4 separate regions of the Mus musculus genome follow, and regions 1, 2 and 3 are each linked to region 4. The links are chromatin loops, found by intact Hi-C in ENCODE. Cell type or tissue: heart. All regions are shown on one strand. Each heading gives the region's core, and the rest is flanking DNA. Links, peaks and the distances in the headings are about the cores only.

Region 1 (5,583 bases), core at 1,068-5,067, 180 kb after region 4:
CTTTTGTCCCATTGTATATTTTTGGGGTCTTTGTGAAAAATTAAGTGACCATACATGTGTCGTTTTATTTCTGGGTCTTCAATTCTTTTTCATTGGTCAATGTGTCTGTCTCTGTACCAATACCATGCAGTTTTTAATCATTATTGCTCTGTAGTATAGTTTGAACTCAGGGATGGTGATTCCCCCAGAAGTTATTTTATTGTTAAGAATTGTTTTTGCTCTTCTGTTTCTTTTTTTTTTTTCCTTTCCAGATGAATTTGAGAATTGCTCTTTCAATGTCTTTGAAGACTTGTGTTGGGATTTTGATGGGGATTTCATTGGATCTATAGTGGAAGGGACTAGTTAGAAATAGGAATCAGGTCAGTAGGAGTGTGAAAGGATCAAGAGAGAGGAATATATTGAGTCCCACTAACATGTATAATCAATACTATATAATCAACACTAACATGTACAACAACAACAATAACAAAAGTGAAATAGAGAACTTGTGCATGGATCACAGATGACAGAATCTTACAGATTAGCTTAATTCTGCTAAATTTGTTTGAAATAAACAATAAATATAAGGACATAAGAAGCTGCACTAAAATAGTCACATTAACTGGTAAATATATGTCTGCCCTTTTTCATTAACAATTCATAATTAGGTAAGATTGGTGAGGGTCATTTACATTGAGATCTTTTTGTATCATACAGTTCAACCACTGGCTGCCCCAGACTTTTCACCATCTGCACAACACACTCCAATGACTAATACCATTTTAGTCCTATGTTTCACCAACTGAAACCTGAACTGTAAATAGTATTACTTACTCTGGGTCATAGCAAGCCCCTCTCCCCACTGAGCAAATAAATGAACCTAGGATCTCTCCCCCATGGCTTTCTTCAGTCACGTGCTTTTAGTAACAACTTACTAGAAGACCTGAGGAAAAATTCAGCCTTTCTCTGTATCAGACAGAGGATGAGAATCAAAGCCCAAAAGACACACACTTCAACTGCAGTGAGACAAACATGGTAAACTGGGTTTTCCTAAGTTTTATCAAATGTTGCATTTTCTAATTAGGTAATGAGGAAGCAGGGTAGACATATAACAAATGAAAATTACAACGATATATATTTTTGTATTTTCATTCATTCAGACATTTCTTAAGATCTAATATATGGTATCTGTTTTTAAAATAAAGTTGAGTAACACTACTGTACAGCTAGGAAGAGAGGGAAAATAGTATTTTGGAGGCAAATATAAGGCTTTGTTTAGTTGAATCCTGAGTAGGTCTTAGTTGAACATAAAATGATGACATATCTTCTAGCTAGTAGAGCATGCTAGTGCCCAAGAGTAGAAGCCTGAAGCTTTCACCATGGAGCTATAGGTGACTCAGTGCAGTTCTTGGAAAGGACTGCAGTAGGGCTGCCGTAATGGGTGGAGACAGATCGGGATGCAGGTTTTGGACCATCATCTAAAGGTGCACAAGGTTTTGAAGAATGGATTCAGAAAGTGACAGGCAGAGACATCTTTCTGGTTATGAAATGCCATCAGTCAGGAGTGGATGGAAAGGACTGAGACTATTAACTTCAAAAGCAACATGGTCCTTCTCTCAAGCCTAACACAGCCTCTCACCTCTCTGGTCTCACTTTCTTCTCTGCTACCTAAGAGTCTCTGATGAAGATGGCCTCTGGCTTATTTACTCAAAGCAGGGCACAAGTGGGAGCAGGGATTTTACTCTGATTCTGTGAGGATAAGTTCTATCAAAGTCTGTAAAAATGCAAGCCTCAGTAAATTAGTTTCCGTTTCTCTAAGATTCTAAGATTTTTTATTCTTAGACAACTAAACACATTTTTTTTCCTAATTGGCAAAAATCATCCAAGATGGCCAGTAGGGAATATTTTACATAACCATGTCAGAAGTTTTACTCAGCAAAAAGTTAAAGTGGATCAACATTTTCCCTTTGCATCTAGTTCCTTCCTATTATACTGTTTCTCTTTATCTGTATGTGCTGTAAATAACTCTTTCCTGACTCTTCTTCCCCTCGGTCTTGCCTTGCAAATGTTTTTCTTTATTCACTGTCATCTGGGAACATTTAATCTTGTGTACTTGTCTTTCTCTATCTCCTTTTATCATCCTCAATTATTGTTTAAAGGGGAACTTGATTAGCTTTGTCCCGGTAAACTGGCCTCCTGTTGCTGGTCATGGCAGCTGAAAGTCAGCTACCAATGGTGCTAGACTTGGTTTTCCCTTTCTTTACTTCTCCTGTGGAGTCCCCCCCAATTTCTCAATAATGTAAGTGTAAAGCTCCGAGCCACCACACTCACAGGGAGAGAAGTGTATTTAAGCATCCCAAAGAGAAGGGTGTGAAATTCATGCATGGATTGGCAGAAGTGCATTGCTCATGATTATACACAGATGGTGCTCTGTGGCCACTCATGATATTTTCTCTAGGTAGTTTCATAATCTTAATGAAATAGCCAGGATAAATCTTTTAATTATTTCGTTATATTTATATAATCAAATTGACTTATCCTAACTACAATATTATCAATGATATTACACAGCAGAACAGTTTACAAACACATACTATGTTTAGAAGGCAAAACAAAACCTTCTTTGAAACGGTTTTGTATCTCTTGAATTGATAATATAAACAAAGTGAATGAAGCCAAAGTATGTATATATTCACGGGATATTTTCTGCTCATCATTAGATGACCATAACTTATAATGTCCCTAAACATTACTCAGAGGGTTGCCATTCTATCAATTGTCGTACGGAAAGTGACAGCTTTAGAGAAAGAGAAATTGTATGTAGTGTCACTTTTAAAATGTTTACTTTTGCAACTGGCAAAACATGCAAGCTGTTAATAAACTGTTCACTCTTAACAGTAGAATGACTGTTAGTCCTATCAGGCCCATTGCCACTTAAATAAGCTGTACAGAATTTATTTATCCCTTTGGCCCATAGTGTCCTCACACACACAAATGAATAGGCATTCTCATTTGGTTTTGGCTAAACAATTTATGTTAACACAAAAAACATACTGGATAGCAGGAAATTAACTTTGACTTAATTCTGAGCTTAAGGAAGGAAAAACCAACAGTACCAGAATGGGTGTGCATTTAGAAAAAATAATGAATGTCGGTATAAAAATAGCTTTGAAAATTTGTTTTCCGAATTGCTTCCTTCCTCTGCAGTGATGATCATAGCAGGTTCCAGACACCACAGTTTAAAGTGTTGGCTTTGTTCATTTCTGCCTCAGGGTGCTTGTGCTTTGGCCTGGTTTTTCATGATGCTGCACCTATATTAAAGTGTGTGCGGTTTTCTCCCCTGAGATAAGAAGGTACTATGGGGCTGCTGGGTGGCGATTCAACAGGACAGATAGGTTAATTAAATAATATAATATGGTGCAAACTCCAGATGATCAGAATACCACATGGAGAACTGGTTGTGCATAATGAGAATTATTTTAAAGGCCTGTGCATTCTATATTATGAAAAAGATTTGTGATAATTATACTATTTTCCTTGATCTTCCCGAGAGTGTTCTCTTTGGAAGTGTGTCTGAGCAACTGCACACTGAAATAGTAGGTTTTACATTCTGCTTCTAGGAAACTGTTCTGTCAGGAGCTCAACCAAGATGCTCTGTTGCTAAAAATAAAATAATAACAGATTTTTCTAAACTCTGATTAAAAACAAGTTAGGAAAAATACAGTATTCCTTGAATTTCAAGCTTCTTTTTCTGTCATTTCTTCAGTTTGTCTACTGACATATACTAGGAAGGATGACAAAATGAAGGAGCCCAGAGGACACACCCTATGAGGCAAACCTTGTCATGACAGCTCTCAGATGCACACTCTCATCACTATATGTGAACAATCCTATTTCTGCAGCCATATTTCCTCTTAATTCTTTTAATTTAATTTTTTATATAAAATTTTAATAATATTATAGTTTTCAAGTGTGTAGGTACATAAACCCAACTGAAAAACATTGAAATAAAATGCTATTGCTTACTAGTTTATGTTTCTGAATATAAATAGCAAGAATTTTAAAAATAAAACTGGGAAAAAAAATCTGACGGCCAGGCTTATATTCTCCAGGTTTAAGAAATATGGTAAGGTACACAAAGAAGTGAGAAAATACATTATCCCATGTCTGCCTTGGCAGAGTTATTTTCAACAAGTAAGTGATACTATTAATGGCTGCATATCTAATTTAACTGGGGACCTTGAAGATGGCCTCTAGTTTGCATTCCATTAAGAGTTTTTAATAAGATTTCAACAAAAATAATAATAAAAGCATCCCACTTCACCTTCGCTTCTCCTTAACAATTCAAAGTATCAATTATAATATAACCTTCATTTGACTTGCAACCATCCCTGTACTCTCAACAGCGTATTAAATTGTGTGCCAACGCTTAAAGTGCAAAATAAATGTCTTGCTTTATCTTGTAACTTTAGTTCCATTTTAAAGTGACCTCTCAAATGTCTAACACTCAACTACACTTTCTGTAAAAAACAATTTTTCTAAACACTGGGCATTTTTAAAAGCTGGAAGATTCATTTTACCCAATCTTCAAGTGACACAGCCTCTCCATGCATTCTCTCGCTTTTAATGTGCTCACAGGAATGCTATTCTTGGGATGGCACAACTGCTCTCTGTCTGCAAGCCATATCTAGGGAGTCCTGACCCCAGGGCTCACAGAAAAAAATAGGCTGAAGCCTGGTATCAAAGAAAGGCAAGACTTACAGAAGCTTCCAGAACTCGGCCCTCCTTTAAAGAGGAGCAGAGATTAATAAAGGAAACAAAAGAATTTGAAAGATTAAGAAAAATGAGAGCATCCAGGAAAAGCCAGAGGTGAAAACAGGAAACCACGTGACATTCTGAAACAGATTTCAGAGCTCTTAGGAGGGTCTCTCACACCCATGCTTCCTGAGATGATCAGCAATAAGCGGTAAGTCTGTTTCCCCAGCTGCATTTCCCAGTGTGCTGCAGAGGATTACATGAAAGTGTCTGAGGTTTTACCCACAGGGGCTGTTTATGGAGGAAGAGGCCTTCTTCTTCCCCTGGAGCCCCTTAATGCCTGCAAAATAGCAGCACAGGGGTGTGATGTTTCTGGAAGACCAGCTGAGGCAGTTTGTCTGGAGGGCTATGAATGTCTTGGTAATTTTTTTTTAAAATAACTTACTATGTAGAAAAAATACATACAGAATTTGTATTTTGCTTCCCAGACTGGACCTTGGAGACAACCACTTATACACAGTGACCTACGACACTCAAAAGAAAGGTGACACAAATAAGTGACTGCAGTACAAGTAGTACCCATATAAGCCGGTGTGGTGGCACACGCCTTTAATCCCAGCACTCAGGAGGCAGAGGCAAGCGGATTTCTGAGTTCGAGGCTAGCATGGTCTACAAAAGTGAGTTCCAGGACAGCCAGAGCTATATAGAGAAACCCTGTCTCAAAAAACCAAAAACCAAAAACCAAACCAAAACAAAACAAAGAAACAAAATAAAACCAAGTAGTACCCATATGAAATGATTTATACACCATTTTCTTTAATTATTTTAGAAACAAGATATATCTTTTTT
Region 2 (5,583 bases), core at 1,080-5,079, 140 kb after region 4:
ACCTCTTAGATTCATGTGTTGCTGACTCAATATGGTCTATTCTGATAGAAATTTGTTATAATAAGATAATATACTGATTCTTCTACTTAAAAATAACTATGTTTTTTAATGGTATGGTGAGAGTCTATGCAGTGGGAAGAGACATGCATGATATTCATTTATTGTGGCAGTGTGTCCTAATTATTCAGCTTTCCTTTTTTATTAATAATTGAGGATTGTGAATAAAAACATACTAATATGCACCAGATGTTCAGAAAAACATAAATATCCCCACATGTCAGCACATTTTAGCAGAAAGTCAACAAATTTTTCTCCACTTCTTTTTCCTTTTTTAGTTTTTGAAACATGTTCTTTGATATGATATTTTTAATCCTCATTAGGGACTTGCTTTGGCTCCTTTAATATCTGCCACAAGGGACTGTGTATTTTCAGATGTATCCAATGTGCATTTCTCTCTTTTCCTGTTACTCTTTCTGCCCCAATGCAGGCAGGAGTGGTAGGGGCCAATGAGACTTCTCTCTAGCTAGAGAGAACACTATTTGTACATATTCTCAACTTCTCCAACAGAAGATGTCCCCAGATGAGGTTCTTCAACTTTCTGGTTCTACATTTAAAATATTTTCCATGGTGATAATAACTTTTTTATTGAATGGTTATTTCAAAGAGAAACACTAGTAAGTTGCCAAACAGTTTTCTATATTCAACAGGAAGGTAACGATTATACTGATCCATTTTTAGGACAACCCTCATTTGTTGGTTTTCTTTGACAATTGGATTTTTCTCTTTTCTTCCCTATTGCTGCTAACTTAAGCTTACTAAAATAGATTTCTACCCTAAAATTCAAGCATTTGCCTTCAGTTATCCTTCTCGAGGCTAGTTCTCTCAGCACCAGCTCCTGTATAAATTACCTTGTGTAGGAGCCAGGGTTGGCTTTGGTCTACTTATCTTAGTACCTAAAATTAAATTTTGGTACAGGCTCTGGCTGATAGACTCCAGTCAGTTCTCGCTGGTACAAGTTCTACAAGGACTCCATGAAATAAATGGTCAGTAAAAGTAACATAAATTATGTTATTAATCATTTCCCCCTGTGACTCCACTATAGTCAGGGAGCACTATATTAGAAGGCAGTGGAATACATATGAAATTGGAAAGATGTCAAAGTGGAATTTTGTTTGTTTGTTTATTTGTTTTTGATGTTGTTTGTTTTGTTTGTTGTTCAACCTTTAGAACTTCATGTTAAGAAAAACATCTCTCAGCCTGGAGAGAAAAGATCTCAGAGGACTTTGGTTTCCATGTCAATATTTAGAAGGAGAGCAAGTACGTGATAGGGAGTTGTCAAGACCTGATCTGTGTCCCTTTTCTTCTAGCTGGCTGCTCTCCATTATCCTTCAAGCGCGTAGGATTTGATTTCATCAGGGCTCGGATTCTGTCTGCTTGGTCTTTGACCCGGAGTGCTGCTGCTGTTAGAGGTAGTGGAGATTTGCTCTCTCCCCCACTTCTTGACCCATTGCTGCTTTATTAGTTTCACTTTACTGTGATATAGAAATTGGCTAATGCTATACAAAGTCTCCCTTCCCTGGAATTCAGAGAGCATCTTATTTATATGTAGATGTAGCTATATGACATTTTCAAATGCCAGACATTTGCATATGAAGGTCTCTTTCTTCCCCTTTCAGTAAACAGTCTTTCCTATTACTTCCAAAGCAATGTTCAGAATTAAATTCCCTATAAAAGTTTGTTCTTAAAGTGTTTTTAAATGTCCAGAAGAGATGAGAAATTAAACTCCCAAACTGGAATCCATTAGTTTTTTTCTTTTTCTTTTTTGAGGAGTTAAAAAAAAGTATCTATAAATTTATGATACACACACCTATACATCTTCTGTTTGTGTAGCTTTTCACAAAAAATTTTTGAAATTTTATTAATACAGGTAAAAATGTCATAAGAGGAAAACAAGAGGAGGTTACTTTTATATGAGGACTTCTGCTTCTAGAGCAATGACCCCTGGTCTTGATGGAATAGTTGTAAGGTGCTGACCATGCATCAGGCGCTTTTCTAGGTGCCACATTTATAATAGGGAACAGGATGGCTTTCCTGCCCTCATGGACTTTGAATGATAACTAAAGAAGACAAGGAATAAAAGGTAAACCACAAATGCACAAACAAAATTCTGTTCACATTAAAGAGACTGGGAAAACTAAAGCATGCCATTTGCAGAATGTCTGGAATGCAGGCACAGGCTACTGGGAGATCTCAGCAGGCTCACTGCAACAGTGTGAAGGCAAAGGGGGGGGGGGGGGCTCTGGCTCCACACACAGAGAACAGCCACGACAGATAGTAAGTTATAGACATAATTGTACATAAAAGCAAGCTTTAGAACAAAAGGGATATTTTTAGGCCTAACACTTAAAATGAAATGAGCACTTATTTTATTCTAGAGACAAAAACATGAAACAGGACACAGGGGAGAAGCCAATGACAGGAGCTTCTGAGGATCCCACCTCTATTAGCTTCCAGGACTCTTCTTTACCACCCACAGGTCCCTGTTTATTTTTCTGGGGCCACCTTTGCTAGAACTCGTTTAAAACATTCTCTAATGTTCTCATTAGCACAAATAGCTAACAAAGTTACAATCTCTTTAAGGCATTTATCCTCCTTATGAATTTCTTTAAGGCATTTATCAATCCTTCAGCTTCAGCCTCCCTTGGAGGGTCACCACATCATCATTTTCCTTTCTTCTCCTTGCAGACCCTCAGGTCCATCTCTGTGTTGATGCATCCAAAGGAACACATCAGATGTGATTCACTATTTTGTCCACATACAGGCATTCACATCTAGACAGCAAATCTGGTAAACATACATCCTAAGTCCACCTAAAATACATTTTCTTCTCTGTTATCAACAACAACACAGCCAATCTTCTTTATTCTACCAGGCTTTCTTCATCTGCCTTGCCTTGTGTTCCTTTCTTCCCTATGCCCGGTTGGTTTTCCTTATTTTTTTAAATTATAGCCCCCTACCAAAGAATATATTTACACATTTATTACGAATAATGATGGAGGCTTGGCTCACCTACAAACCACCATTTCTGCTTACCTTTATTTTGCCCTCTCCTCCATGCCATATCACAGAGGCATCAAACCCCGTGCCAGTCTTGGAACCCTCTAGTTCATCAACCTTCCTTGGCTTTCAAGCCCCGCCCCCCACCTTCACAATGCTCTTTTCTCTTCTCTGTCAGGTAAACCTGGTACTGACAAAACCCCAAACCAAAACCAAACCAAACCAAACCAAAAAGCAAGACAACATTTTGGCCGCCCTTATTGTGGGCCACGTTACTCCACAGGTCTCCTCAGTTCCGCTGCATCAGGCTGAGCTGCACTTGCTCATTCCTAAGACACTTTTGTGGACTGTGGACTCTGAAGGTAGACTCAGAAGGAGCAAGGCAGCATGCTGTCCACAGATCATAATATAAAGTAAATGCAGAGTAAATACTAATTCCTGTTATTCTATCTTTTTTAAAGATTTTTTTAATTAGGTATTTTCTTTATTTACATTTCAAATGTTATCCCCTTTCCTAGTTTCACCTCCAAAAACCTCCTATCCACCCCTCCTCCCCCTTACCAATCCACTCACTCCCACTTCCTGGCCCTGGCATTCCCCTACACTGGGGCATTGAGCCTTCACAGGACTAAGGGCCTCTCCTTCCATTGATGACCAACTAGGCCATCCTCTGCTACATATGCAGCGGTAGCCGTGAGTCCCACCATGTGTATTCTTTGGTTGGTGGTTTAGTCCCTGGGAGCTCTGGGGGTACTAGTTAGTTCATATTGTTGTTCCTCCTATGGGGCTTCAAACCCCCTATTTCTTTAATGATTTATTTTTTTATATGTCAGAGAAACCATCTGCATAATTATGATTTAGTATAAGTATTTATTAGTGTTGTATGAGATTCTGAATTTGAAGGTAACAAGAGGCTTAGGCATCATCATCTCTTCCTGGACATTCTTATTTTTATAAAGGCAAAGCAAATATTTTCAGTCTTAGTGATAAACTGAACAATCCTCATAAGATTCTCACTAATGAGGGCCCAGAGGTGTAGCTAAATTGTAGACACACATAGACCTGGGTTCAATTGCTAGAACTGGTTTAAAACATTCTCTAATGTTCTCATGAATACAAATAGCTAACAAAGTTATACTTTCTTTAAGGCATTTATCTTCCATATGAGCAGATTTTGTAGCTCTTGGGTCATGTTGTTATATCTGTTGCTTCCTAGTCCTAGACATCAACAGCTACAAAATAGCCAGCTTACTTCATGGGTGTCACAGCTAAACTCACTCCACTTGGTAGTGACTGAAAAGAGCTGGTACTCTTCCAGGCTTTGAGCTTATCACTTTGGTGAGCTCAGGCCAGCAACAGGGCTGTTTGTTCCAATTACTTTCCTGATTCCAGCATCTTCATGCACATCTCAGAGAAGGTCACAATTATTTAAAGACAGAACAATTCATTCTGTGGCTTTATATCTGTCACGAATTTACATAACAATAGGAAGATAGACTCCTGAAACAAATATTGGAGATCTTTTGATATCTACACTTTGCTGATAAAAAAAAAAAACTAAGACTCGTGGAGCCAAACATCCAAGGCAAGAGCTCCCACAGTTCCCCTGAGCATCACTGCAGGGCAGTGGCTCGAAGCGCAGATGTGTTAATTCCTAGTTCTGGAATTTTCCCACCTATGGTGAAATGCCTTCCCTGCTCAGAGATCGGAATGTATTTGCTAAGCTGTTTCAGGAGCTGTGGCAGTTGTGCTGAGTGACAGTTGAGACAAACCATCATGAGCTCCTGGTGCAGCATCAGAATTTTTATCAGCCTTTGTACTTAAAATTTTAACTTGTGTATAGTATGTTTCTAGGTATTCAGAACTGACAGCTTGGTTTTTTTTTTTTTTTTTTTTTTTGTTTTTGTTTTGTTTTGTTTTTAATCAGGACAGCAATCTTTGACCTCCTAATTTCTGAAGGTTTGTTTCATTTGTGAGCCGTGATTTAACCTCCTGGAATCATGCTGTGAGCTTTATAATAAAATTGATTAAAAATACAACTCATTGGACAAGAAATCAGACAGAAGCAGAAATTTTGGAAGGCCACAGGGACCTCGAATGTCTGCTTTTTTTTTTTTTCTTAAACATGAGCCATAGTAATTCCTTGGGGGAAACTCTGGTTGCTGTCTTGCACACTTCTGACAATTTCCAAACATCTTCTGCTCTCATGCTCTAAAAACCACAACGTAAGAAAAGATGGCCAGCAACAGTCACCGGTAGGTCCGCACAACATGACAAATTGGATGAACTGACAGGTAGGTGATGAATAATGTTAACGTGACCCTAAAAATAGTGAAGCAATGTTTGCACATTGACACTTCTCTAAAGGCAGACGGATATGCATGACCTGAGCTCTTAGACAGGTGTCAGGGATATTGATGGGTGGTACGAGGATGATCATTTTCTTGGCAGTGTTGCTGCAGACAGTCTGCATGATTAATGATGCATCTTAGTCTTTTATGTTTTCCACCTAGGGCAAAAAGGGAT
Region 3 (5,583 bases), core at 696-4,695, 150 kb after region 4:
GGTGTAGTGTTCGCTCCCCAGCTCCTGAGTTTTAGGCAGTTAAACTTTTCTGGGGTCCCTTGCTGCTCACACTTGCTGGCTTCTGCAATTAGCAGTGCTGTCTCGAACCTCAGCTCTGCCATGCAATCTCTTTCACTTAATCTCTTTGAACTTCCATTTCTCACCTGTCAGATGCTTCTAATGCCTCTTCACATTTCTGTTGTGAAGACTGAAGGGGACAACATGTGCGGAAAGGCTTTGTAAATTGCGATGGCTTCCACAAAGAACAAGTTATTTGGCAATTCACTTAGACTACGTTGATACCCTTTTAGGTTGTCAGTTTCTTCTTTGTGGGGAAAATGGGTTGACGGGATACTAATAGGATAGAGAGGATTTGGTTTGTAAGTCTGGATTTTTTTCTTCCACATTTCAGACTTGTGCATAATATCTCAATTATTGTTTAAAGGGAAGCACATCTCTAAAAGAAATGTTTCCTAAAACTTAAGACTTCCTGAAGTGACAAGAGACGGTGAATTACCACAAAGCAATGCTCTGGGAGATAGGTAGACTCTGTTTGGTACTAGACCCAGAGGAGAAAGGCCCTGGCTCTTCTGAAGGCACAGAGAGCCTGGGACTTTCCTTTCTCATTGACCAACATGAACACCAGGGGACTTTCTCCAGCCACATACACACTGTCACTGAGCACTGTCTGTCCAACCCAGGCTCTATCTGTCCTGTTACACAGGTCATAGGTCTTTATTCTGCTCACTCAGGGGTAATAAACTAGACTTGCTTTCCTTACAGATTCTCCTACCACTTTCCTGTGATATTAATCCCTCCCCATTTTAGAATATTCATGAATGGACTCATTACTTCAATCAGTTTCAAACACTGTGTCATTGAGATATACATATCTTACTTTTTGTGCTCTAGAATTTTATAAAAAAATATTCAAAAATCCTCAGCTATACAGAAAGCTTTTTGGGATATTTTATAAATATCATGGTTGAAGCTTCTATCCATTTATGTTCCCCAGTTATGGTTCATAAAAAGATCTGTGCTAAATATTTCACATATAATTTAGCAAAGTTAACTTTCTCTTTGGTCTCTGAAATTATTTTTATTCATTTTTTCCAGACAATGAAGACCCAGGTTCCTTTCACAGAGACTGGGACTTCTGTGCTGCCTTCTGTAGAGCCTGGGACAGCATTGCTGCATAGCAGGACTTTCCGGATATTTGTGAAATAAACCGACTCAACCATAATTTCTTTCTTATACTGGTTGCAAAGAAGCTTAGGGCTAAGTGCTTTAACCGGAATAGCCATGCTCAGGTATTTTTCTTTCCCCTAACAGTTCAGCTCTCCATGTTGTCCATCTCTGTTTAAAGACCCTCATTGACTGTAGTTTAATTATAAAAACACCACAAATCCTTTTTGGAAACTGATATAAGTAGGATACCACAAAATAAAATACATTTTAATTTTTAGATGATAAAAACTAAAGTAGTTGAAATTTATGGGTTTTTTTGTGAACATCTAACAAGCTATAAAATTAAGTACATTTTCACTGGAAAAAAAATATGTGTCTATGTTTTCCAAGGCTTGATGAGCCTCTCAGCCAGACAGGAACCCATCAGGAGACACATATATAGATACACATTGGACATAGAGAAGCACAGTTTTAAAATTCACTTTCCTTTTAGTGCAAGACTTGGTGAGGGTACACACACACACACACACACACACACACACACATACACACACACACACACACACACACACAGTGTGCCATCTTATCTACGTGTCCACAAGGGAAGATTATTATTATCATATTATCATATGCTAAAGCCAGGAAGTCCTACCTTTGTGATTTAGAAAACCCGTGGGTTAGGGCTCTTTCTGTAGTGAAAAAAAAGAGACCTAAGTCTAAGCTTGTGGACTGGTATCAGAGGGTCTGTTCTGTTTCTATGGCAGGAACTTATCACTGGGCCTGGCAAACAGAGAGGCAAAGCCTTTGAATCAAGAGTCAGAAAATGCCTCGGGTCTCATTAAAAGAGAGAGGACAGGAAGGTGATTCCAGACAGCCCAAACAGATAGTAATTCTGCTTGAAATATGATGGAAATTTTTCTTTCAGTTTTCTGGTGTGGACTACACTTTTATGCCTATGAGGAACATAGATTCCTGTCTCTGTACAAGGTAGACACGTTCTAGCTTCCTGCATATGTTACTTTTGTTTCACATAGTATTCTTTTATTTATTTATTTATTTAATAAATAAAATCTATTTAAATTAAAGTTGTAATCCAGTCTCTGTTGGTCCTGGCTGAAGCCTTTCCTTTAGATGTTATTACAAAGGAGGTTCAATAAATTTATTTTAATATTCAGACTTTCTTTAAAGAAGATAGCCACTATTTAGTTAGAAGCAAGTGTTGCCAGCTTTTAAAGTAGGCTCAAAAATGAAAGGGGAGGGCATGGTAAAAGTTCCTAAGTTTACAGTACTCATGCCACATCTGGAAAAGTGTGAGTTACAACTGCTATTTCCTTCCAGTGGGAGCGTCCGTGGACATTTGTTTAACAAGGGAAGTTGCTGTGACATCAAATTAATTGTGAGCACAGAGCAGATTTCTAGGGATGTGAGTCATAGAGTTCCTGTTTACCCTCCTTGGAGAGTTTATAACATGTGAAATATAAATTATCCAGACAATAACATATTGATTTTTCATTTGATTCTTTTAGATCTTCATGTCTATGTCCCAAACTTGGGAAAATGAAAATCCTGCTGGGTACTAGGAAATGTTGAGAAACACAATTATTTCAATGTTTTCTAATATTATATGTTTCAATAAAACCATGTATAAAAATCATGTGAAGCTGAAGTAACGTCAGGGAGGACTTCATGTATTCAGTCCATGTTTAACTATGAGTTGCAAGTTTCAATGAACTTTTTTGCTTCTCTATTTTATTTGGAATCTAGCAAGCATGCAAGCTTAAACATAACTTTAGAAATTGTCGCATTTGTTTCTTTACTTTGTGTGCACTTAGTGTCTCGGTGTGTGCTTGTGCACGCCCAGTAGCAGTGTGGAGATGGAAGTGGCAGGAGACATGCAGGAGCTGGTTGTTCTGCCATCTGATGGGTTCTGGGGACCAAACACTGATCATTAGAGTTAGCAGCAAGTGCTTTTTCCTGATCAGTCTGCCTGTTGCCCCTTAATCATGACAATTTTTCATCTTACAAGACTTTCTGTTGTCAAACTAGAGAAATCTCTAGGATGCTGAGTGACCTGATTATGTTCACTGGGAAATGTTCTTTTCTATGTGCACCAAGCAGATACAATTAGGACGGAAAACAATCTGTGCAGCTCCTATGTGCTTAGGTGTGGGGCCATCAGTGGGGGCATGGGAAAACCAGCCCACATCCAGCAGGCAGAGCTACCCTCCCTTCCTCAGCAACTGTCAACAGCTGGACTCACGGGGTCATAATAACAAGAACAAACGATGGATGGATGTGAGGCTGGGAGGATGACAAGGCAGAGGTTACTGGGAGAGCTGGAGGGAAGTAATGGTGGTTGATATGTTCAAAATGTAGTGTTTAAATGCATGAACTTTTCAAAGAAAAGAATGGAGAAAAATATTTTAAAATAAAAAATAAAAAACAAAGTGAACTAAAAAGAGTGGTAATCAGCATCAGAGGTTCACTGCCTGCAATCAAACCTGAATATATTCGGAGTAGAAATGCAACCCACTGTTTTCTTTGAAGGTGAACTGTGCTATACAATGTGAATGGAGATGAAGGTGGCAGACCCTGTATTGGAATCTCCTGGTACAGATGAGTGTACACACAGGCATTGCACAGGGTGCCAATGAACCTCTGGGGTTCCTCGTTGGGGAAAAAAATCCTCAGGGAAAGACTTGACTCTTATAAGTCCTGTCATGAATGGTTCCAGGATAGTCACAGATGCAACAGTTTTAAAGATTTTTCCATATGAATTAGTTTTTACAGGAAATATAAAGTCATCATTTACAGGAAATATAAATGCATTTAATAGAAGTAGCTTATAATACCATCAAGATAGTTGTTTATGATAAAATGTAATATTTTTATTTGGTTCTATTTAAATCTTAAAGCATAAAGAATCACCCTCAGATATTATATGTCACTATTGTATTTTATTACTTTTAATAAGTTTTCTATGGCTCAACATATTGGTGGAGTACAATTTTGGGAGCACTAGTCCTGCAAAATCTTTTACAAAAATGTGCTATTCTTCAAGTGATTCTGATGTATATTGTATACTATAAGAGGTTGGAAGTATTTAAGAGATGATTATAGTGCTGTGATTTTAAAAAGGTTTTTGAGATGTATGATAAAATTTAGTTGTGATTTTTGACATTTTATCGGATCTATTATAGGTAGGGGGAGGGAGGGAGGGAAGGAGGGAAGGAGAGAGAGAGGCAGAGAGAGAGAGAGAGAGAGGAGAAGGAGGAGGAGGAGGAGGAGGAGGAGGAGGAAGAGGAGGAGGAGGAGAAAAGACATAGCCATGAGTTGATGTAACTTCTTCTTTAAGATAATTACATGAGGATTCATGATATTATACTACATGCATTTGAGTGAATTTCACACATTAGAAATTTTAAAAAAGGTAAAATAAAATGGCTGTCCATATCCAAGAGCTCTGTATTCATAGATTCAAAAATATATGTGTGAAGCACTTGCATCTTCCAGAATGTGTACAGAGCTTTTAAAATCATCATTCCTTAAGCAATACAATACCACAGATATTTTCATAGACTTTACATTGTATTAAGTATTATAAATTATCTAGATCTAAGACATAGAAGAAGATGCACATGGGTAATATGTAAACAGAAGTCCAGTTTAAAAGAGACTATAGTGTCCTTAGACTTTGGTGTTTGTAAAGAGTTGGAACCAGTTCCAGAACCCACTCTCTGACAGAGGATTTTACACAAAACATGCATATTTGTAAAGACTGTATAATGGAAAGAAGGGAAGAAAGCTGGGGAGAAGATCAATTGCTTATGGTAACACTCCCTAAATGACCTGAATACTAGTTGTTCTTCTTAATAAGCATCTGTTAATATCTTCAGTGGTGTTTTGGGAATGGTTATATACACATATAATAGAACCAAAGTTAATATATTGGATAACTGGCAGTTTCAGGAATTTACAATATGTCAGTCTTATCTAGATGCTTGAAAACATTAAGACAAAATATGCAAAAGTTAAATTCCTCTTATGTCCACATTCTGATACATGCAAGTAATTAAGATATTACCAGGGCTTTGTTCAAGTAAAAACATAATGACAATTATCATTAAGTAAAATAAAATAATGAAGTCAGATGAAAAAAATGGTAGTATATATTTTGAATGACAAGAAACAATTGATTGGGTTTGAGTATTAGTTGTAAAATTGGTTACAAGTGTTCAGTAGCTAAATGAAACGTTGTGTTTAAAAATCCCTTGAAGCTGTACTTGGTGGCAGGTGTCTTTAATCCCAGCACTAACGAGGCAGAGGCAGCTGGATATCTACAGGTTTGAGGCCAGCCTGGTCTACATAGTGGCATATAAAAGAGCAAGTGTTGCA
Region 4 (5,429 bases), core at 1-4,000:
GGCCTGGGTTGGCTCAATGCCATCTACGGAAGGGCTTCCAGCATTAGGCAGGGCAGCCCTTAGATTTACAGATGCCCACCACTTGGCTGAATAACAGTTCCACGCAATCTTCCTGTCCCCAGATAGCCTTTGCTACATAAATTGCATCATTGATGCATTAAAAAAAATTAAGTGTCCTTTTCACGGTAAGGCAACTATTTGAAGGGGAAGATATTCAAAGTTGGTCTTTGTGGCAGCCACTGATAACGTTTCTTTTATTTCACTTTGTAGTTGCAGCTTGAGCAATGAGGGGACATAATTAACATGTCTGTAAGGAGCTATACTTTGCTTCCCACATTTATTGGCATCATTTTCTAGAGACAAACTAGAGATTGCTTTGACAAAAGATGACTTCAAGAACAAGACTAGTTCAACTTTCCATTCTGGTAATTTCCCAAACACCAGGGGCCCTTGGAAAAAGGATGGTTTAAAGGTTGTGTGTGTCTTGGTCAGAGCAAAAGAAAACAAATCCTTCACACAGTTACCTCACTTCCACTAAGAGTTAATAAACAGCCACTGGATTAATTTGCCCTGTCCAGCTAACAGCTGCAATCGCAGCCGCAAGTTCCTAATGAAAAGAGACAAATGAATTTGACTAGAGTGGGTGCCCGCACCTGCTCAGTTTCTCACCCTTAACCAAGTGCATCTAGGTGTTCACTGACAAATGTCCCCAGCTTGCCAGGCACACAGGCATTGCCTGAAGGATGGGGGAGATTCCAATCCTTATGGCCACATTTCACAGTTGCCTGCAGCAGGCAGCTAGAAGACAAAGCTTTGTGTGTGAGAGAGAAGCTTGACTGGCAGGGCAGATGGGAAGATGGCCTTGAAAGCTCGGAGGACTGAGCTCAAGTAGGTGGAGGGGTATGCTGGGGACACTGACCTGGAAGATGAGCACTTTGAAGTGGTTGCGTCGGAGGAGTTGGGCGTGGTTGTTCTCCAGTCTCTTCACCTGGACACACTGCCTCTCGAGGCGCTCCCGGACAGCCCGCGTGTGAGCGCTGACCTTGCGAGACTTCTCTAGCAGCTTGCTCACTGTGTTGCTGGTGGAGGCCTGGTACTTGGAGAGCTTGGTGAGGTCGTTCTGGATGCCCTTCACCGAGCCCTCCAGGTTGATCTGACGCTGTTCCATGTTGTGCTGGTTCTCCCTCACGGCGTCCAGCATGTTGACCAATTTATCCAGGAGTGTGTGCACGGTGACAGCATTCACCTGCGAGTTGTCTCGGATGGCCTCCTCTGTGGACCCCAGGTTCAGGCTGGGGCTCGGTGTGGAGGAAGGCATTGGGCTGGGGCTGGATGGCTTCTCCTGGAGCATGTCTGTGTTTGGATGCTGGAACTTTTCTGCCTGTGCAGCGTCCTCTCCCATGGCTGGGCAGCTAGAAACTTACTTCCCCGCTGGAAACTTCTTGCTCAAGCTAGAAGCACAGGAGGCTGGTTGGTCTGAAGTGAGCACTGCTCTCTAGGGCTAGCAGAGGTTTTGAATAACTGGCTAAGCTGATCAGGGGAACTGCATTCCAGTTGCTCTTAAAGGACCTGCTCCACCCAGTGGAAGGCAAAGGTTACAGGACCCACTCAGGGTTCAGTGACAAGCACACACTTCCTAGCCACACTCCGCACAAGCCCGAGTTCTTTTCTGCAGTGGCTTTTCTTTCCTACACCCCTTCCCTTAAAAAAAAAAAAAGTTCAATGCCATATTTCAATCATGAGTTCATTTAGAGGCGGAGAGAAACATGTTAACTTGGCAGAGCTCCCCAGCCTCTGATTGGCTAAATCTAGTAAACTTTTCTCTGGCTGCTATGTTACAGAGCGCCTGTTTTTTTTCCTGGATACAAGTTATTGTAACAGAAAGGAATTGTTTGCTCTTGCCCCAGAGCTGACTGATAGGTTGCAGAACACCGAGTGCCCTTTAGGGGAGGCGCCGAGTTGAAAGGGTCTGTGACGCCAGGGCCAGGTTCGTGCTATTAGTTTCTCATTTGCAAAGCACAGGAGATTATTCTGAAACTGACAAGGAACTCAGCTTGGTGTCCTGTCCTCTTGCAAGATGGCATGCAATCCAACTTGAAAGAGCTTAGACTCAGGGATGTCAAAGCAAGTGGTGTTGCATACTGTGAACTGTTCTGTAAGAGATGGAAATCTCTTAAATGAATGCTTTCTTAGAAGATGGAAGGCAGAGACCCTCTCCTCAAGTAGTCCCTTTGGAGAAAAAAAAGTGCTGGTTTGTTTCCAGTAATTCTGAATTCATGCAGAGCATTTCTCAGTCCCCATCTTTGCGAGGCATTTATTGACACAGGTCCAGAAGTGTGACTGCAAGCCAGGTTGAGTTGGAGTGGTTCTAACGCTTGACATTTCCAGGTTCTTGCTCAGTGAAGTGGCACACCTGTTCTCACATGTGGCCCTCCTTAGCCGGGCCCTTGGGATGTGGGACTCACTTCCTAAAATGACTTTACATGCTTGAATTGGTCTTAAATGTATCCAGATTGTGAAAGTGCTTTTGGCTGAAGGTTTGTGACAGGCATGCCATGAAGGATTTCAAGAACAAATGTCAGCTAGTACTGGGTCAGGAACTGATCGTGGGACATTGCCTTAACGGCAATACCTCTGTGTATGCCGAAGAAACAGTAGATCTTATGGTGGTATATTCATTGGTTGCCTTACACTTAGTCATATGTAACATTCACAGAGCATGTGCCAGGTCCCTCACTGAGTACCTGCTCATTAGGAAGATGCATTAAAGACATTATAGAGGCTCCCAGTTTCCTCAGATAATTGGTAGATAACACTTAAAGTGAGACCTTTAGGAACCAAGATTACAAAATGCCAAAAGAAGATTTGATTGCTTGTACCTTTTAAGAATTTTTTTAAAAAGTTTCTCAAACAAACAACTTATATTTTGTGTATTTTAGTTGGACACTGATGTGTTAAATATTAAAAGCAAAAACCATGAATCTGGTGTTGATTTTCAGAAGCTTAATTTTCTAACAAAATTATACGATATAATGATAGCACATCTTTTTTACATTTGACGTTTGTGGGCAAATCAGAGAGTGTCATTATTTCAAAAATATCGGAGGACTTTATCAGCTTTTCAAGGGCCTCTCCTCCATGGCGACATCCCAGTCATTGCCGATGAAGCTCTTATCCTGCTGTCACTCACAGAGATTTCTCCTCCCAAATGTTAACTATTACAGCTGCAGATTCTCATCTGTTATAGGAGCTGCCCATGGCTCAAGGGCTCCTCTGACATTACCTTCATCAATTTTTATGATTCCACATTGGAAAATTTGCAATTTCATATCATAATCACTTGACTCTGATTTTGTATTGATTCACATGAATCTTGCATTGCTTTGTTGGATACTGTACAATCAGATAGATCAGTTAGAAGGATGGTGGTGAGATACCAAAGCACAGAGGTTCCTTCTTAAATAAGAAGGTTCTTATGTGAATTATTTGTTTGGTTGAGTCTGGTTTCTCTCTGTAGCCCAGGTTGCTGTAAAACTCAAAGCAGTGCTCTTGACTTAGGCTTCTTAGACAGCATTATAGGTGTGAGCCATCATGCCTGTCTCTGAACTTATTTGTGTTTTAAGTTAATCTTGAGTAACACAAATGGTATTTCAACCAATGGTCTATGGGTTTGTAACAAGTCAGCCTAAGACTCAGTGGTTTATAGTAACAACCACATCACTCACTCATGATTCTTTGGTTGTCTTGGCAACACTCAACTGGAATAGTCATCTTTGCCCTGCCTGCTCTTTCAGCTACAGTTCAAGGTGAGGAATCCAAGATGACATGGCCTTATTTGTACCTGGTGCAACAGCTGAGCAGACCAGAACTCTCTTTTCAGCTATTTAGCGTCTAGAAACTGTCTGATGTCTCCAGTAGGGAAACTAGATTTCTTTATGTGGTGCTTTAAAGTGAGGGATTAAAAGTGAAAGCTATGGACAGTTTTAAGGGCAGGATCTGAAACTCCCAACTTGGCATATCCACAGTGTTCTGTGGCTATAAACCCAGCTCAGATTCAGAGATGAGAAACCGACTCTACCACTTTCCCATCCTCTGGCAAGTATGAGTGTCACAGGAGAGATTATTGTCACCATCTTTGGACAAGATCTACCATGGTGTAAATGCACTCTCCAAAAGGGCTGTTGCACATAAAACTGAAGACTGTGGTCATTGTGGGGATTATGAGAAGCTAACTAAAAGAAACTCTTTTTGTCCTAAAAAATTAATTACAGAATATAGTACCAACCATAAGGTAGAATTTGAGGTAACTCAGAGCATCCAAACTTTTCTTTTGTGTTGCCCCAAACCGAGTCCCATGTCTGTCTGAGAGAAATTGGTGTAGAGCAATCAGTTTTAGAAGAATTTAAACAACTTAAACCTTACATTTTGTGCAATTCATTACAAATTAGGGAGTGTATAGACTTACAATGCAATGAGAAATGAAGGGAGATCTTGAATGTTTCTGAACATGTGAGTGACATGATTAATAACAATTATTGCAGCCGGTAAATGTAGGATGGGGAGTTTATGGTTGACAACACGCATTGAATGTGAAATAAATGCTAAGCCCTGGACTGCACAAAGATGAGCGATCGGCACCTATTTTCTACTCTTAAGCACTTCCTTAGTGGGAAAACTAGGCAGCTAGAGAAATACAATGTCGACATACTGCATAACTTAAGGAAAAGAAAGGTCTATCTGACCTCACAGTCCATCCTGGAGAAGAAGCCATGGGGTATGTACGACTCTAGCCGTGGGAGTTAGAGTAGGAACTAGCTAGTCACATTGCAACCGGAGTGAGGGATCCATGAGAGAGGAAGAGGGGGTGACCTTTGTTTTCTCCTTTTTATTGAGACCAGGACCTGAGGTAGGAAAGGTAACTACCACATTCATGGTATATCTTTCCTCCTCAGCAAACCTCCTGTATCCCTCTCCCTGTACTCCTGAGATGTATCTCCCAGGCGATTCTAAATTCTTTATAGTTTAATCGTGTAAATCCAGGTACGGTGCATAGAGAAAGGTGATTGTTTTCTGTTGCAGCCAACCTATGAGAGCATGCCAGGGTGTGACTAGGACTTCTAATTCTCTGCCTGACCAGCTGCCTACCAATACCTGAGGCATCTAAGTCAAGCAAGCTTGAGAGTCTCTATAGGAAGATGCCTACTTTACTACTAGCTAGGGCATTGATCCCAAGGTCTACATGTTAGCCCATTTCAAAAATGGCAGAATTTTTTGCTTCATTGTGCTAGCATCACAATTAAACAAGGTGGAGGTCAATGTCTCTTTGATTGGTCTTTTCCATTTAGAACTATATAGCAATATTGGAATTATTGGTCCTATTACTATGATAGTGATAGGCACACTGAGCAATGGACCTGTAGTAGTGAAGG

The links. A loop is a pair of places that touch in the nucleus more often than their neighbours do. Peaks named below come from ENCODE experiments on the same cell type or tissue, not always from the same donor. Only the 100,000 strongest peaks of a DNase experiment are listed, where the experiment ranks them.
Region 1: a loop joins it to region 4, with 3 times the contacts of the local background. A loop is called at or near these places in 3 of 42 quality-filtered maps.
Region 2: it touches region 4 in a loop (4-fold over the local background); 6 of 42 quality-filtered maps call a loop at or near these places.
Region 3: a loop joins it to region 4, with 5 times the contacts of the local background. A loop is called at or near these places in 5 of 42 quality-filtered maps.

Annotation. Positions count from the first base shown.
Region 1 is chr1:51,104,280-51,109,862 of GRCm38, reverse strand. All of the region lies in intron 5 of Tmeff2 (transmembrane protein with EGF-like and two follistatin-like domains 2), which reads right to left. Among named protein-coding and RNA genes, the nearest start is that of Tmeff2, 180 kb to the right of the region's middle. In heart, for the core only: no CTCF peak of the experiment used is centred there; a DNase peak (open chromatin) is centred at 3,262; H3K27ac peaks cover 501 bases.
Region 2 is chr1:51,148,873-51,154,455 of GRCm38, reverse strand. All of the region lies in intron 7 of Tmeff2 (transmembrane protein with EGF-like and two follistatin-like domains 2), which reads right to left. Among named protein-coding and RNA genes, the nearest start is that of Cavin2, 140 kb to the left of the region's middle. In heart, for the core only: no CTCF peak of the experiment used is centred there; no DNase peak of the experiment used is centred there; H3K27ac peaks cover 2,228 bases.
Region 3 is chr1:51,133,941-51,139,523 of GRCm38, reverse strand. The region is part of intron 7 of Tmeff2 (transmembrane protein with EGF-like and two follistatin-like domains 2); the gene reads right to left. Among named protein-coding and RNA genes, the nearest start is that of Cavin2, 150 kb to the left of the region's middle. In heart, for the core only: a CTCF peak has its summit at 2,541; a DNase peak (open chromatin) is centred at 2,543; H3K27ac peaks cover 309 bases.
Region 4 is chr1:51,285,359-51,290,787 of GRCm38, reverse strand. Cavin2 (caveolae associated 2) reads right to left here and starts at 1,662. Exons shown (of 2, transcript NM_138741.1): 1 at 920-1,662. The coding sequence starts at 1,402. All of the region lies in intron 2 of 9330175M20Rik (RIKEN cDNA 9330175M20 gene), which reads left to right. In heart, for the core only: CTCF peaks have their summits at 1,618 and 1,909; DNase peaks (open chromatin) are centred at 937 and 1,737; H3K4me3 peaks cover 2,181 bases; H3K27ac peaks cover 2,749 bases.